2 separate regions of the Homo sapiens genome follow, and region 1 is linked to region 2. A link is a loop called in an ENCODE intact Hi-C map of the cell type or tissue named here. Cell type or tissue: endothelial cell of umbilical vein. All regions are shown on one strand. Links, peaks and the distances in the headings refer to the core of each region. The heading gives the core; the rest is flanking DNA. Region 1 holds the start of DIPK2B (divergent protein kinase domain 2B). Region 2 holds the start of LINC01204 (long intergenic non-protein coding RNA 1204).

What was found. Peaks named below come from ENCODE experiments on the same cell type or tissue, not always from the same donor. Only the 100,000 strongest peaks of a DNase experiment are listed, where the experiment ranks them.
Region 1: a loop joins it to region 2, with 10 times the contacts of the local background. A loop is called at or near these places in 2 of 110 quality-filtered maps.

What each region holds. Positions count from the first base shown.
Region 1 is chrX:45,192,774-45,201,853 of GRCh38, forward strand. DIPK2B (divergent protein kinase domain 2B) reads right to left here and starts at 8,103. Exons shown (of 5, transcript NM_176819.4): 1 at 7,821-8,103. The coding sequence starts at 8,053. In endothelial cell of umbilical vein, for the core only: no CTCF peak of the experiment used is centred there; DNase peaks (open chromatin) are centred at 4,158, 5,718, 6,088 and 8,198; H3K4me3 peaks cover 2,724 bases; H3K27ac peaks cover 5,622 bases.
Region 2 is chrX:45,500,781-45,509,860 of GRCh38, forward strand. It overlaps LINC01204 (long intergenic non-protein coding RNA 1204), which reads left to right and starts at 4,608. Exons shown (of 4, transcript NR_104644.1): 1 at 4,608-4,685. RefSeq lists an enhancer at 5,714-6,913. In endothelial cell of umbilical vein, for the core only: no CTCF peak of the experiment used is centred there; DNase peaks (open chromatin) are centred at 4,641, 6,421 and 7,871; H3K27ac peaks cover 4,611 bases.

The DNA.
Region 1 (9,080 bases), core at 718-8,717, 310 kb before region 2:
GGCTTATTTATTTATTTATTTTTGAGATGGAGACTCACTCTGTTGCCCAGGCTGGAGTGCTATGGCTCAATCTCAGCTCACTGGAATCTCTGTCTCCTGGATTCAAGCGATTCTCCTGCCTCAGCCTCCCCAGTAGCTGGGATTAGAGGAGTGCGCCACCACGCCCAGCTAATTTTTGTATTTTTAGTAGAGACAACGTTTTACCATGTTGGCCAGGCTGGTCTTGAACTGCTGGCCTCAGGTGATCCGCCCGCCTCTACCTCCCAAAGTGTTGGGATTACAGGCGTGAGCCACTGTGCCTGGCAGGCATTGGCCTATTATCACCTGCCAATTTCCTAGGCCCCACAGTTATGTTTTCTCCATAGTCATTTATCCAGCTGTGTGCTGATATTTCCGTTAGGGAAGAATGTTAAATCTCTTTTTGATTTGTGTATGAAAAACTACTCAGAAAAAGTTTACCTTCATTATTATTAACAATTGAAGGTCATACTGCAAATGAAAATCAGGCAGCATGTGACATGTTATATATTTAATTTAAATAAGAATATTTAAATTCTTATTATTGGGCATTATTGGGCCACCCCATGATAATGAGTTTTGGATAATGCGTTTTGGAAGAATTAGCATTTTGATTAGACCCAAACCCTAGACTGTGTTGTTTTTTTCTCTTACCTGACACAACTTTACCCTAAGAGACTGCAAGCTTTTCCTACTGTTTTGATGGCAAAGAAAGTCACACAAAAAAATTACAAGGGCAAAGAGGTCAAGGGACCTGTCCAGGAAACTGGACAGCCCAGGCCTCTGAATCCTTGAGTTATGCACTAGAGCTCCAGCCTCTCACATCTGGGAAGGTGCGCCAGTGGAAACTGTCAGAGAGCAACTTCTGCAATGCAGGACAATGCAAATTGCAATGGAAGTAGGCACAAAGGATTCTGTACAAGAACACTGGCATCAATGTATTTAAAAAGATGAAACAGTGTAACATTGTAATGAGTCCATTTTACTGGAAGTTTCAGGACAACTATGGGAAAAGATCCTCCCCTCTAGGTGGATAAGGAAGGGCCCAGGACCCAGAGACTGGCCTGTCTGCCTGTATCCTGCAGCTGCTCCTGCTCATGGAGTTTCAAACCCACCCCTACTCCCCACCCCCACTCCCCGGCCACTAAAGGGACTGGAGCTGGAAAGTTATCACTAGGTGGCTCTTTTAGATAACGATAAGAGTAACACGCATTTGTGAAACACTTAAGTGTGCCAGTCACTTTACTAAACACTTTATATGTACAGATTCATTTAATTGTTTCAATAAACCTATGAGGCTGATACTATTGTTAACATACAGATGAGGAAACTGAGGCACAGAGTGATTATGTCATTTGCCCAAGGTCACATGACCAAGAATTGGAGGAAGTGGCATTCAAGGCTCCAGGGCTTGCAGTGGGGACACCACTGGACCTCCATACCCAACCCCAAGGAACCCATTAATTTTTTTTTTTTGAGAGAGAGTCTTGCTCTGTCACCCAGACTAGAGTGCAGTGGCGCAGTCTTGGTTCACTGCAACCTCCACCTCCTGGGTTTAAGCGATTCTTCTGCCTCAGCCTCCTGAGTAGCTGGGATTACAGGCACACGCCACCATGGATGGCTAATTTTTGTATTTTTAGTAGAGACGGGGTTTCACCATGTTGGCCAGGCTGGACTCAAACTCCTGTCTTCAAGTGATCCACCCGCCTCAGCCTCCCAAAGTGCTGGGATTACAGGAGTGAGCCACCGCACTTGGTCCCATTAATCTTCATTTTGTTTCCTTCACCACTTTGTGGTTGCTTATTCCTTTATCACCCATTTTATGAATTAGCTCATAGAAACAGATTGGTAACATTATTAGGGGTTATAGGTGGCAGGATCCTTGAAGATTATTTTGTCCCTTCCCCATCTTGTTTTGAGGATGAGAAAATTGAAAAGAGAATTGAAAAGGATGAGAAAATTGAAAAGATAAAATTGAAAGCAGAATATATATGTGACCTTTCTGAAGACTCACAGACAATTAGTGGTAGAGGAGGGCAGGTCTCAGGGCTCCTGTTCTCCCAGTTGGTGGGGGTGGTGTGGGAAGAGATTTCTTGCCCTGTGAGACAAGTTCATTGTCCTTTTTTTCTGTCCCCACCTCCTAAGGAGGCTCCGCTGAGACGACAGCACTGCCTTGGCAGATGACTTGTAATGAGTGCCTGGGCAGGTTCAGTGATGGCTTGAGGCATTCCATAAGGACTAATTGAGACAAACAAGATTGCAGGATGCACTTCTCCCCTTATTCAAAATGGTAATAAATTTATTGCATTGAATGGGAAAAATGTATACTCTTACAGTGTTGACTACCTACTTTATTAAATAGAAGAATGTCAGTGAGAAAATGTCAGTGCTTTTTATTCACTAAAATGTTACTATCCTGGAATTTGGACAACCACAAAACAGAGACAGCATTCTCATCTTCCTTCTAAATTGAGATCATGGGCCTGACTGAAGTGAGGCTGGCCAAGTTCCTGATTGTGTTGAAAGATGGACAAGCAGAATTACAGTTTCTCAGAGCTGGAAAAAAGCAACAAGGCCATGTGGTCCAATCCCCCCAAGTCCCTCAACATAGGGTGGGGGTGTAGAGGAGAGCAACAGCTTTGGAATTAGAATAAAATGCCCTCTTCTCGTGCATTCTTCTCATGCTTGCATCTGGTCAAACATAAAGCCTGTAGATATGCCTTTCTAAATAGTTTTTCCTCCCTTCCCTCTTCTTCATCCCATAGCTCTGCACTGAACCTTTAACCCATTTAGTACCTTTCCAAAGCTCTCAGGCTACAGTTCATGCTCCTTAATTTAACTTAGAGCTTAAACTTAGTTAAGCTTAGAGCTCCTTAGTTAAGCTTAGAGCTTGGTTCACAATGCTCTGCCTGCTGCATTGCCTGCTGCATTGCCTGCTGCATTGCCTGCTGCTCTTCTTACAAGTTTGCTTTGGTCTCACCAAACCACTGACTATCCTTGGATAAACCACATTCTTTCAGGCCTCTGAGGTTCCAATCACCTGTCATATGCTGACACCTTTGTCTGAGACAGTTTCTTCCTCTTTCTTGTCTGGAAAATCCCAATGTAGCCCTTTAAAATCCAGATGGATAGCACCTCTTTGGAACTCACTCCCTCATCCCCCAGTTGGGACCTTCCCACACACTCCCATGATACCCTGTGTAAGACATTTAAAAATATTTCCTATACTCTATTTTAACCACTGATTTACTTCTTTGTCTTCCTAATAGAAAGTAAACTCCTTCAGAGCAAAGATTTGACCTCTTTTAACTTTGTAACTCAGTGTTCAGCAGAGTACCAAGTTAGTGCTCAACACTTTACAGGTGGATGGATGGATGGGTATTTAGATGTATAGATAGATAAGGGAGTAGAGAGATGCATGGAGGGCTGGATGGTGGGATGCACAGTGTGATGGTTGGGTAGAAGAATGCATGGAGGGTCACCTGAATGAATGGGTGGATGGATGGTGGATGGATGGGTGCATGGATTCATATAAGGCTGACTGAACGTGTAGATGGATGCTTTTGTCATAAGCTCTTGAGCCCTGTATTTCCCAAGGCCCCTGAGTTGATGTGAAGAAGTGAGTTAAGACAGTAATTATTGTCAACTTCTGAGGGCAAGGAGACAGACAAGAGACAAGGGAGAAGGGAAGGCAAAATCAGGCCTGACGATTTAGTTATTTTACTGTGAGCCCTCCACTGCTCAGTTGGAAGTGTTTAAACATTTTTTTTAGACTTTGATAGTGGAGGTGGTACATAAGACCAAGTGTGTCTAGTAAGGAAGGTGAGATTAAAGCATTAGCCCTGGTAAGAGCCTAGGAACTCCTAGGAATTATTGTGATTAGAGGTACTGCCACTATTTACTCTCCACCCCCACACCCTGCACGCACAATACTGACCAACCAGATCATGGGAGAATCTTACCAATTGATGTGACTTCTCAGGGTTTCATATATAGGTATATTGTCAGTAAGAAGAGTATGGCAATCAGACTTACTCATTTCCCTAGCTTCCCTTAACTTTTCATTCAGGATTTAAAAGTCAACATGGAATGCATGGGAAAATTAGTAATGAAAACATTCATAATTTTAAAGGTCAATGGTTGAGTATGGGCAGTATGTGATTCATCCTTAGCATTCTTGCCAAAGGAAAGATAAAGGAAAAAAGGAGAGGTGATGTCCATCTGCTAATCATGTGTGTTCAGCATATCCAGCCAGCCTGGGATACCCATCTACGATTTGTTGCTGAACAGATGCAAGCATTGTCCAGTCCTTAGTGAGGACTAGGACCTGGCTGTAGCATTTCAACCAAACAACTGAGAGTTTTGGATGGGCTTTCCCCTAAGATGTCATAGTAATCACCTTTTTTTTTTTTTGAGAGAGAGTCTTTCTCCTAAGGTGTCATGGTAATCACTTTTTTTTTTTTTGAGACAGAATCTTGCTCTTTCACCCAGGCTGGAGTACAGTGGTGTGATCTCAACTCACTGCAGCCTCCGCCTCCCGGGTTCAAGCAATTCTCCTGCCTCAGCTTCCCGAGTAGCTGGGACTATAGGCGTGCGCCGCCATGTCCGGCTAATTTTTGTATTTTTAGTAGAGACGGGTTTTCACATTGTTGGCCAGGATGGTCTTGATCTCCTGACCTCGTGATTTGCCCGCCTCGGCCTCCCAAAGTGCTGGGATTACAGGTGTGAGCCACCTCGCCTGGCTGGTAATCACTTTTTTAAAGTGGGAAAATGTTTGGAGATCCAAAAGAAGACAACGAACAAATACACCATTAGAAAGAGAGGCAAAGGATGTGAACCTGTAGACAGTTTAGCAAAGAAGAAATACAAATGGTCAATAAATCTGAAAAAGGGTTCAACTCAGAAGAAATTCAAACTAAAAAAAAGTACTAAATATTTGTAAGTGTGCAAGAAGTGAGCTTTATAAGTAGAAGCCTCCATTTAGATATATATATCTCCTTCAATTTTGTCTTTTTGACCCAGAAATTTCACTTTTAGGAGTTTGTCATAAGGAATTCGTCACTCATGTGCACAAAACATAGCTACAGGGATGTTTGACATAGAACTGTTTATAATACCAAAAAATGAAATAAAAAAACTCTAGTTTCACAGTGGTGGTTTTAATAAATTATAGTTAAATAATTAAATAAGTTATGCTTAAATAGTTAAATAAATTATGGTTGATTGATGCAATTGAATACCATGAACCTGTTAAAAATCAAAGTGTGTGGAAGATCATTTAATAATGTGGAAAGATGTTCCTGATATACTGTTAAATAGTAGTTTCCAAAAAGTATACACAGCATGTTCACATTTTTGTTAAAAAATTTCTTAATTCACACTTAGAAAAAGGGTGGCAAGGAAATGCAACAAAATGTTGACTAAGGGGTGATCTCTTGGTGGAAGAATTATATGTGATTTTATTTTGTGCTTTCTTTAATCAACCTTTCCTGAAAATACTAAAATAAACAGGCACGACTTTGATAATAAGAAAAAAGGTATTTATATTGTAGAGAAAAGGACTCTAAACAGGACCACCTCCCCAGACCCACTGACTGCCTCTCTCTGCCTCTTTGTGCTGAGGATGACCATTCTCAATGTGCAGAGCTATAAACCCCAATCTGCCCTGCCTGGTGTTTTCCTGCTTGTATCTGCACACTTCCCTTTCACGGGCACATGGAACATGAATTCTAAGGGAGATGAAGTAATATCCTGGACTCTAACGGAATGCAAACCTATTTAGGGAAATGCTTTCTGATTTTGGCTAGCATCTGCCAAATGCTAGTAAGAAAAACTTCATTTATTGCCCTTTGGTGAATATGCAGTCATCCTAGAGCTCTTCCTCAGTTGAATCCTTAAATTTCTCTCCCTCCTTTTAAAAAATATGTCTGCCTTCTTATTGCCTCTCTCCAAGGAATCAGCATTGCTTCACCTGTGTTCTTGGTCCTCTTTATCTCTTTTCCTAGGCGGAAAACCTTGAGTTCACATCCAACATCTGCATATTTATTTCCTCTCGCATAGTGTTGGTCAACAGGATGACTCTATAGCTGAACTGACCTGTATCCTTCCTGTTCTACTTTGTTCCCAGTGACTTGTGTCCTGGACTATGGCAACTGGTCTCACAGCCCCTGCCAACACCACCAGTCCGTCCTGTCCACTTTGCACGAGCTCTTCCCAAATCACAGGTCTCATGTTGCCCCTCCCCAGCCTAACACTCTCAGCATGGCCTGCAGTAGAGATTCCTCAATCAGTGGTCTTTCAAAAATGCCTTTAAAAACGCTTAATATGCCTTTAAAAAGGCTTAATAGGAAAAGTCCACACCAACTCCATAAAATACCTCACAAAAGAAGTTTAACATTTTTGATTGGTATTTCTATCTATTATTTCTATTTAGTAATTTGGTTGAGTAAGCAAAGATGTCTTTGATTAATACAGATTGCAAATAAAATCATTGTTAATTAATGCCTTTTGTTTGGTCACCAAATCTTAAAAGCGTAAGTTAGGTCCTTTGAGGAAGATGGAGGAGAAAGGGCATATATATGACAAAGGGTCTTTGGTACTAAAAAGACTGGAAACCACTGGTCCACAAGATTAAGGCCCCAATTCCTTGGCATGGCAATTAAAGACCCCCTGCCCCATATATCCCTTCAACCTCCTCCTCTGTCATGCCTCCACATACACCCCATGCTCTAGCTAAGCACCTCTCACTTCTTCCCACACCTTTGCTTAAGATGTTACTTCCACCTTAAGCCCTTCACTTCCCGTTACTTTTCAGCTCATCCTTTAAAAGGCTTTGCTCAGAATACCTTCTCCTGGGGAAGCCCTTCCCCAGTTCCCATTTGGAATTAATGGAGCTCCTGGAGGTCCTTTACACTGCCCTGCATCAGACAAAGCCTTATTATTATTATTTATAACATGACCCCCTTGTCCTGACCTCCAGGAAGGCAATGACCAGAGTTATAGTTGCTGTCACCCCAGTACCTGCTAGAGTTTGGCTGTGGTAAAGGCTCATGGACTGTGTGTTGATAGGCTTAAATTCCAAGTGTGATGCCATTCTTTGCTGAGAGCCATGTGCATTGCAATTTACTAAGCTCCAGTTTTCCTCTGATCAAGGCAATCTCTCACAACAGAAAGCTGGCTCAGAAACTTTGGAGCAAACCGTCCTGGTTTGAATTCCACAGCTGCTACTTATTCGGTGGTGACCTTGTGCAAGTTACTTAATCTTTTTTAAAAAATAAATTTTATTGTGTATATTTAAAGTATACAACACGATGTTGTAAGATACATATATATAGTGAAATGGGTCCCATCATCTCACAGAGTTACCCATTTCCCCCCACTGAAGTCACTTTATCTGGCTATGTCTCAGCTTACCACCTCAATAATGGGGGAACACCATTAACTCTCACAATGATTTAAAATAGGTGTCACATTGTAGGCTTTCTATAAATTTTATTTCCCGCCCACTGTGAGAAATGAACTTGATAAACTCAACAGTCCCAGGCTACTCCATTCATAGGAAAGAAAACTTCAAGCTTTCAGTTCAAAAGGAAATGTTGGATTTAGCATTTAGGGCTGGAATTTGGCTTCACATCTTGCCCTCTTACCCACCCCAACTTCAGACCATTACCACTCTGATTAAATGGATTTGTTTCAGCTCCCACCCATATTACATCCTGATTCCTTTTCAACAAATTCCTGGACATCTTCACAAGAAGGGAACAGAATTTTGTGATTCAGAGTTATTTGATTGATATTCTGACCTTATTTCTTCTTTAAAGAACTTCTTGCAAATAGATGTCCCGATGCAGGCATTGCATTTATCAAGACCGAGGAAAGTCCTTCCAAAATTGTAGCTGGTTCTGACTTGGGGCACCAGAGAAGAAAGGGAAGAAGCTGGCAAGGAGAAAGAACAGCTCAGGGCTGAGACCCACAGCAGCAGGGCCAGCCAGCCAGGGCGGAGGGCGGCAGCCTCAGGCCCCAGCTGGGGCTCCATCTTGGGCTCTGGGCTCCAGCTGCAGCCTCTGGCTGTCCACTCGAGGCTGTACAGAGGCAGGGCTTGGCCAAAGAGGAAGCTGTCAGAGGGGGCTGGCTTCTGGGTGCTGACCCCATCCCAGCCTCCCAGGTTTCTCTTTGAGGATGCTGAGGAGCTTGGGGCTAATGAGGCTGGGGAGGAGGTGAGGAAGTCAGTGGAGGATGCTGATAACGCTGTTTCCAGAGTTACTCTTCCTTTGCCGGGGGTGGCTGCTTCAGGCTGGGGAGGGGCTCGCTGGCAGATTTCGGGAAGGACAATTGTCAGGGCTTCCCTGTGTGGTCCTTTTGACAAACACAGGATATCCCGGCAGGGCAGGAAAGGTCCATGCAGGATGTGTGTCCAACCTGCGTTCCACCTGGGAGTTTCAAAGGATCCTGAAAGCCTCCACCCTCCACTGTTTTAATTCCAGGTTTATCTGTCCCTATGGATTACACGTGCACCCCAATTTTTGACCCCTCTGTGCTAGGTCATTTGTCCTGCCCCTTAATCAGCCCTCCTTCCCCCACTTTTACCATATTTGCCTGTGAAATAACTAGAGGTTAGCTTGCTTGCCATTAACTGGCACATTTAGCACTGATTTGAAAGCTTTTTGCTGCTTAGGGAAGAGAAAACCTCAGGTTAGTCCATCTTCTCTTGCTGGTCTGAGAACAAGAGACCAGAAAGAACCCGGTGGCCTCTGTGGCATGATGAGGGGAGCACCAGAAAGAGCCCTCTGACAGCACACAGCTGTGTCTATCCCTCTCCCACAGACCTGAAAGCTTCTCTTCCTTTACCAACTTGCTTCACTTCTCGGGGTGGCTTGGCCGGATTTGGTAGGATTTAACTGCCCCAGGATTGCCTTCCTCAGGATACCAAGATAAGGTCCGCAGCATGGAGTAGATGGAAGTGCTAATTTGGGAGTAGAGAGAACCTCTGAGAACCAAATCAGGGAAGTCAGGCTGCCTCACATTCTGTGAGAGGGTGGAGGTGGGGAGCGGGGCACGGTTTG
Region 2 (9,080 bases), core at 521-8,520:
GTTTGCTGACCTCTGATGTAGTCATTTGTTTCCAATTACTGGGGCATCTCCATGGGGTGCATCTACTACATTCACCTATCCTCTCTTCTAGTTAGAGGTTAGTTTGCTTCAAATTCTTCACTACCACAAGTTATTTGCAATGAATATGAATCTGATCATCTACTCGTATCCTTATGGCCCCATATAATAAGTTATTTGGGAATTTCTGGACTATAGGGCATCAGTAACAGTAACTTTGACTATATAATTCTAGGTTTCTCCAGAATAGCTGTACCAGTTTACACTCCCACCAGCAGAACATAAGAATTCCTGGATCCTCACATCCATACCAACACTTGGCATTATCTAGCTGTCTAAATTTTGCCAGTTTAATAGTTTAATTTGCATTTCTGATTATAATATTTTGCTTCTTTGTGTGATTATCTGGTTAATAACTGTCTCCCATAAAATTCTATACATACTCCATGAGGGCGAACATCTTATCTGGTTTTGCTCACTCTTATTTCCAGTGCCTAGCGTAAGCCTTGCACGTAGTAAGTGTCCCATAAATATTAGTAGGACAAATAGGCAGATATGTGAGCACCTCTGTGTTAGTCATACAAAAACATTCATTTTTTATTGATAGGTTTGAACTGGTGACTTGAGAAAAGGGAACCTGTTTTGAGTAGCAGGATTCCTAACCTCAGGAGGACTTATACTTTGGGAAAGAGGGCAAAAGTATTCATGTATTCCACTTATTCAAAAAATATTTCAGCATTTATGCTATGTTCCAGGCATTATGCACAATGGTGAGCAAGACAGCTACAGTCCTACCCTCAGGGAGCCCACAGTGTGATAGAGATGTCAACTAGTTGGGCAAAATATTGTCATACAGTGAGAGGAATGGTTTGATTGGGTAAGTATCAGATACTCTGGAGGCTCTTAGTAGGTGTCCCCTAACATAATCTATTGGGAGTTAGGGAAGACAAGCACAGTGAAAATACAAGATGAATCCTTATGTATGCCCAGCAAATTTCCCTGGCAGTAGGATGTTAAAAAAAAAACTCAGGGACTCATAGAAGAGAACAGTAATATTCTAGCAGTGTTATACAAACAAGCTTAGATGTGTCTTCAAGATGTTCTGCAAATAGTGGAGTGATTTAAAGGAATTTAAGATAATTATACTTAAATCCCCTTTCTCCAATTGTTCTATTTTTGACTCCTAGAGAGGAATTGCTGGAGTGGTTCTCTTTCACTTTATTAGCTGTAAAATAAACATCTCCAGATGCTCAGAAATGTAAAGGCTACCATGCTTCTTTGGCCAATGGTTGATATGATTAGTAATGAATACAAAATCTTCAGTAAACCATAACTGATCTTTTGCCATTTTGAAAGTTTAACTGTTTGGGGAAAGTTTTGGATTCCTGCGAAAAGCAGATTTGAAATTTAATGGCTTGAATTTGCTTATTGAGCACTCCCTCATCCTCACCACTTATATACACACGCTGAAGAGTTTCACTAAGTATTATCATGGATTTAAAAATCTACGTAAAGTCCATAAAAATCTACAGTTTCTAAACAACAACAATTACTTCAGCTATCCTTGCTTATTCTTCCTACTCTTTCTGCATCATTTATTTTCATCTCTCCCTTCCTATTTTTTTCCTTTTTCCCCCACTAACAATGTTAGGAGCAAAGACTGATATTTATTTATTTATGTTTCATTTTATGATTGGAAGAAAGCCGCAGGCATCTGGTCCACACCCCACATTGTTAGAGACAGAACTTGGGTCCAGAAGGTTAACCAACCTGTTTACAGTCTCACTGCCTGTGTTTATTCTCAGTGGTGGTGGGGAGGTGACGGGGAGAATCAGGATAAATAGCAAAGAACAGTTCTAGATAAGGTAACAAGTGTTAGGAAAACTACTAGCACAGAAAATTAAAAGCAACAACAAAGAGCACATAGATGGCAGTGTTCCATCAACCCTCTATATTGTCTTGCTTATCTTTGAGGACTGCCATAGAATAAATAGTTCTTGAGCCCTACTACACTCAGGACACTGTTGTGGGCATGGCTAAGTGCTGATGTCTTCCCTGGTCTGAGGGTTATTCTCTGTTACCACTCCTCCGTTCCTGTCCCATACCATTCTTTGCCCTTCTCTGTCCTGCTCTGTGATCTTGGAGGAGGATCCCCATGGACTGCATCACCAGACTTCCTTACCACCACACCTTTAGTTGAGCTCAATCAACAGAGGCACAGGCATGAGATAGGACAAAAGGAAAACAGGTAGAAGTATTTCTTTCCACCCCTTCCTTCTCAGACAGCAGCTGAGATCTTCTATGACTATAGCACCATTGTGCACCCCCTTCCCTCCTCTATGTGACAGCTTACAAGGGGCTCTGTTTTTTCCTGTGTTCTCCTCAGGCTTTCAGATGGTAAAGGCTTCCTGCTGTGCTAGTCTCTGTGTGCCTCAACCCTCTTATTTGTTCTTTTTTTTTTTTAATTTTTTTAGTATTTATTGATCATTCTTGGGTGTTTCTCGGAGAGGGGGATTTGGCAGGGACATAGGACAATAGTGGAGAGAAGGTCAGTAGATAAACATGTGAACAAAGGTCTCTGGTTTTCCTAGGCAGAGGACCCTGCGGCCTTCCGCAGTGTTTGTGACCCTGGGTACTTGAGATTAGGGAGTGGTGATGACTCTTAAGGAGCATGCTGCCTTCAAGCATCTGTTTAACAAAGCACATCTTGCACCGCCCTTAAGCCATTTAACCCTGAGTGGACACAGCACATGTTTCAGAGAGCACGGGGTTGGGGGTAAGGTTATAGATTAACAGCATCCCAAGGCAGAAGAATTTTTCTTAGTACAGAACAAAATGGTGTCTCCTATGTCAACTTCTTTCTACACAGACACAGTAACAATCTGATCTCTCTTTCTTTTCCCCACATTTCCCCCTTTTCTTTTCGACAAAACCGCCATCGTCATCATGGTCCGTTCTCAATGAGCTGTTGGGTACACCTCCCAGATGGGGTGGCGGCCGGGCAGAGGGGCCCCTCACTTCCCAGACGTGGCAGCCTGGCAGAGGGGCCCCCCACCTCCCAGAAGGGGTGGCCGGGGGGGCGCCCCCCACCTCCCAGACCAGGTGGCTGCTGGGCAGGGGCACTCCCCACCTCCCAGACCGGGCGGCCGGGCGGAGACGCTCCTCACTTCCCAGACTGGGCGGCTGCTGGGTGGAGGGGCTCCTCACTTCTCAGACGAGGTGGCTGGGCAGAGGCGCTCCTCACTTCCCAGACTGGGTGGCGGCCGGGCAGAGGTGCTCCTCACCTCCCAGACGGGGTGGCGGCCGGGTAGAGGTGCTCCTCACCTCCCAGAGGGGGCGGCCGGGCAGAGGCTCTCCTCACATCCCAGACGGGGCGGCCGGGCAGAGGCACTCCCCACATCCCAGATGATGGGTGGCCAGGCAGAGACGCTCCTCACTTCCTAGACAGGATGACGGCCGGGAAGATGCGCTCCTCACTTCCCAGACTGGGCCGCCGGGCAGAGGGGCTCCTCACATCCCAGATGGGCGGCCAGGCAGAGACGCTCCTCACTTCCTAGATGGGGTGGCGGCTGGGAAGAGGCGCTCCTCACTTCCCAGACTGGGTGGCCAGGCAGAGGGGCACCTCACATCCCAGACGATGGGCCGCCAGGCAGAGACACTCCTCACTTCCTAGACGGGGTGGCGGCCGGTCAGAGGCTTCAATCTCAGCACTTTGGGAGGCCAAGGCAGGCGGCTGGGAGGTGGAGGTTGTAGCAGCCGAGATCACGCCACTGCACTCCAGCCTGGGCAACATTGAGCACTGAGTGAGCGAGACTCCGTCTGCAATCCCGGCACCTGGGGAGGCCGAGGGGGGCAGATCACTCGAGGTCAGGAGCTGGAGACCAGCCCGGCCAACACGGGGAAACCCCGTCTCCACCAAAAAATACAAAAACCAGTCAGGCGTGGTGGCGCGTGCCTGCAATCCCAGGCACTCGGCAGGCTGAGGCAGGAGAATCAGGCAGGGAGGTTGCAGTGAGCCGAGATCGCGGCAGCACAGTCTAGCCTCGGGAACAGAGGGAGACCGTGGAAAGCGGGAGATGGAGAGGAGGGAGAGGGGAAGACCGTGGAAAGCGGGAGATGGAGACAAGGGAGAGGGAGAGGGAGAGGGAGCCTCTTATTTGTTCTTATAACCCAGTTGTGGTCTCTTTAAGTTTCTTCATTTGAACTTTCTGAGTTGAATTCTGTTTTCTATTGGGATCCAAACTGATAGGATGATTCCTCTATCTTACAGTACTTTCATTGATAGTACTAGATGTAGAACAGTACTATAGAAATTTAGAGAATGAAGAACAAAAATCTTGATCTTACAACCTCATTGCAGAAATGGGAAAGACATAAATACACACACAGGGATGTTAAGTCCCCAAACCCAATAAACAAGAGAAGAATCAACCCCATATGTACAGAGACAGGTGCAAGATGCACACAAGTAGGAAAGTGGGGAAGATAAACATGTTTCTCTGAGCCTCTGTTCCGACCACAGTGTGATTCACAAGTGCCTGCTTGTGCTGTGAGCTCTCCCATAGGGCAAGATCATCATAACACAATGTCACCCCAGGGAGTGCCCACATTTTAGCTTGCTTGTTGCTGGGGAAAAGACTTGCTGCTTTGTGTTTCATTTGATGAAGGTAATGCTTCCTTATCAGAAATTCATTCCATTCTAAGGTACTTTATGTTTTCCTGTTTCTCCAAAGTCTGTCATTTCCTACATGGTGTATATCTGTTTCCCTTTGTCATGGTTTAGAGGAAATACCACATTTCATGAAGATTTCATTTATGAGAAGGAAAAATAGCAGTTTTAATACTGTAAGTATTTTGTTGTTGTTGTTTTCTGAAGCAACGTAGTGAATCTCATGCATGATGGGCCAATGCTCCTCTCTCTGTGACTTCCTGGGGCATGTGCCCATGAACTGGGTGATGAGCCTCTTTGCAGACAGATATTGTTCTTTCATTTTGTTTTTATACAGTGGGGTGTATATCTTCAGCCACTCGTAGCTTAGTGCATTTTCAGTCTTGTTTTAGCCACTGGGCTAAACTGAAGCACAAAGGGCTCTTCATAATATCTTCCCATTATGGATTTGGGGCAGGGGGGCCTTACAAACACTTTTCTGTGGCTGTGTTTTGGATGGGCCCAGAAAAGCTCATTTCAGTGGTGTCCAGGGATACGTTGTTAGCAATCACTCAAGAAAGCCCACAGGGCAAAAGCTCTTGTAAAGCATTAGGATTTTACTTCTCTTAAATTCTTCAGGTAATATAAATGAGGAGAAAACTCTGGGAAGCCCCAAAGGAGGGCCTCTTGTGTTACTGTAATATACACAAATTTAATTTAACTGCACTTCAGAATTCATTTATTCATTCACTTAACAAAAATATATTAGGCACTTACTATGTGCCTGACACTAAGCAGGGTATGAACAACATTTAAAGTCAAAAAGGAATGGCCTTGGCCTTGGTCCTCAAGAAGTTTATAGCCCTGTGTCTTATCTGTTCACTACCATTTAAAGGCAACCCCAGAAGACAAATAACCTTCTTGGACTTATTTCTTAAGTTGTTCCACTTGTTTTATCACAGGCTATAAAAAGTGGTATTGTACATTGCAATTTTATCTTCTTTATTTTATTTAAACATTACAACTACTCTGTGAAGTCAATCCAGTTAGTATAACATCCTCCATTTTAAAAGTTAGGACTGAGATACTATGTAAGCCCAAAGATTTACCCTGCAGTCACAGTTGAGAGAAGTCAGGCCCTGAACCTCACTTGAGAAAAGCCTTTGCTTTCTCCACTTTACCACTGTCTTGTACCTGGCCTCTGTTACTATTTTCTCGATGTGTTAATCTTGTTCGTCACCTAGAAGACCTTAAGCTGCTAAAGGCTCAGTGTCATATATTCTTTGAACTACTCAAAACATTTAACACAATGTTGAGCATATTGTTAATCCATATGGATTGGGTGTATTGATTTAGCAAAATTTAAGTTAAACTTTGAGATATGATTGAGAGAACTGACAAGGTAGTTCAAGCTCACCTCTCCAGGACCTACATATTTGAAACAGCATTGGCATTGACTTCTTCCTTTCCAAATGACATTCTTCTGGATGGGTTTAATTTACTGTGGGTTAGGATAATTGGGAGAGGATGAGACCACTACCTGGGAGAGTTAATGGCTGAAGATATTACTCATATTCTTCATTGGAAGTTAATGCATGAGTAATTCTCGAGTGGCTTAACCAGGCCCTAGATTTCACTGGGGAGATTATGATTTTAATTTAACATATCCTGCCATACAGTGTGTGAAATATGCAGCCAGCAGCGATCGCTATGAGATGAAAGCCCAGTTGTGTTTATTTTAAGAGACTTGTGGTTCTTTGCCAAAGCCAACATTCCTGGGCAGTGAATAGACTGAGTGAATCATTCAAAGTAGGTGAGAGGTCACAAGCCTGAAAAAAAAAGAAGAAGAAAGCTGAAAGCTTTTCCTGTCAAATAGCAACCTTTGAAAAGGCATTTATAAAGCAAAATCTATTATGGAAATAGGTCTTTTCAAGATGAATCTTCTGCCTGTAAATCCTAAAGAATTCTTCTTTAGCTCCAGATAATTAGCCCTGTTGTTGTTCACCTTTCCTGGAAATCAGGGCAGAGAAATACTCTAGTTCCTATCTCTGGCTCTGGACAATATGCCCTCATTAGAGAATAGAACAGTATCCATGTTCTTTTTTTTTTTTTTTTTTTTTTGAGATGGAGTCTCGCTCTGTCGCCCAGGCTGGAGTGCAGTGGCACGATCTCGGCTCACTGCAAGCTCCGCCTCCCAGGTTCACGCCATTCTCCTGCCTCAGCCTCCCGAGTAGCTGGGACTACAGGAGCCCGCCACCACGCCCGGCTAATTTTTTTTTTTTTTTGTATTTTTAGTAGAGACGGGGTTTCACTGTGTTAGCCAGGATGGTCTTGATCTCCTGACCTCATGATCCGCCTGCCTCGGCCTCCCAAAGTGCTGAGATTACAGGCGTGAGCCACTGTGCCCGGCCAGTATTCATGTTCTTGAGGGCAGTATAGACACTTTATTTGTGAGAAGCAGGCTGGCATACTGCCCATGACTTTAATGAGTGTCAGACAAATCTTCATCACCAACACTGGATTCCTTATGTATCAAGCATTATGGAATATCAACAAGGGCCAGGCATGACATTAAAGGCTCAGGATATGACAACTATTTATTAAGCACCTACTGTGTAGCAGGCATCTATTTAATCCTCTCCCATCGAATAAGATGGGTATTCTAAATTTCCACTTAGCAGATGAGGAAACTGAAGTTTGTGGAAGTGAAGTCACGTAGTTGGTTAGTGATCAAGATAAGATTCAATACTGAGAAGGAAGAAAAGAACCCTTTCTACTACCACCAACAAAAATAGTGGAATAAAAAAGAGTATGCAGTTCATTCTCTGACTATATGAAATGCAACTTCTATCTTTATATGAACGACAAACAACGAACAAAGCAAATCCTGCCATTCACTATACCGTAGAACATCAGGATGGAAGATGCCTTCTGTGAGCCCAGCCTTAAGAGAAATCAAAAGGAAACAAATCACAAAAGATACACAAAGTTGGGCCTGTGAGTGAACAGGGCCGGAAACTTGAACTCCAGTGACATGACATGCATAGCAGAAATCCATCCCAGTTATCCCTTGAGATATTCCTTGAGATGAAATGCTGGAGCTTCCAGAGGCTCCATTGAAAATACAGGGCCTCTGGAAGGGGAACTCAATAGGCTGTATCAGATTTTCCCTAAATTGTTTCATTTGGTAATTAGTCATCATCTTATGGAGCAGGAAGAACCTGGCTGAGGGCCCAGTGGGATGAATCCCAGTGGGATAGACTGGCGCACCTCACTGAAACTGGGTATGATGGAAAGTTCTGGGGCAGGAACAATTTAGGGAAAGCAGTTCCAGGTGGAGGGCAGTCCTTGGGAAGCAGGAAGGCTCCTTCTCAGTGGTGGGGTACAAAGCTCTAGAAGGGAGTCTCAAGTAGAAAGATGGAAGTTAAATTCACCAGAGCTCATCTGTGGGGGCAACAGTGAGGGTGAGCAGTTGGGGAGCATCTTTTAAAGGTTCACATCTGGGCTGTCAATTGAGTTTTGGTGGTGATAGGGTGTGGATTGTGTGTTCACGCACATGCAGGTAAAATTTTCTTTTAATGAATATTTTGTCAGAGCCTTCACTTTCCCTTTTATTACCCTTCAGTGGATACGTTGGGGAACATATACTGGAAGAGGCTTTTGAGAGCTGTGCTTTGTGGGAATATTCTTGGCAAGCCCTGAGTGTAGACACGGCCTCAGCTGATGATTCTCCAGGGAAACCTGGGTGTTCCCTTCATTTTCAGGTGGGGGATTTGGAGACAACACAGACCTCTACATGAAGGACTGATGCATGTGTATGTTCAGGAGGGGGTTGGGGAAACATTTGGGGGTGATTTTCCTCTGGTCCCTTATGGCTTTGGTGGTACCTCCTGTCTTCCTTTGTTTCTCCCCATCTCCCTGACCACTGTCTCCCTAGCCCCCATGCCAGATTGATGGAGGTAGCATCTTTTGTGATTTATTTTCTTTTACCCTTTCCTAAAACCTAGCTGATTGAAGACACTGCCCCAGTCATTTCCAACATACTCTGCTGCCTCTTCAGCCTGTCATGGGCTCTCCTGATTCAGAGCAGAGGTGGATACTGGCAAGGGACAGGCAGCCCCTAGATGAAGGTTGAGCTGATGGTGGCTGCTTTTACATAGTTTGGAGAACAGGTGAGAGAGAGGAGGGCAGCAGTCTCTGGTACAGAGCCCTGGAGGGGACAAAGGAGCAGCAGCCACAGCACAGCCTGTGGGGAGGGAAAAGGAGAGGGGATTGTGAAGCTGAGCATCTAGCTTCTAGCCAACCTATGAACTACAGAGCTGGCTGTAATCAGCTCCATACACACTGCTTCTTCTTAGAGAACATACAAAGCAAAGCATGAATGTAAGTTGATCATATATATAATTATCAATTA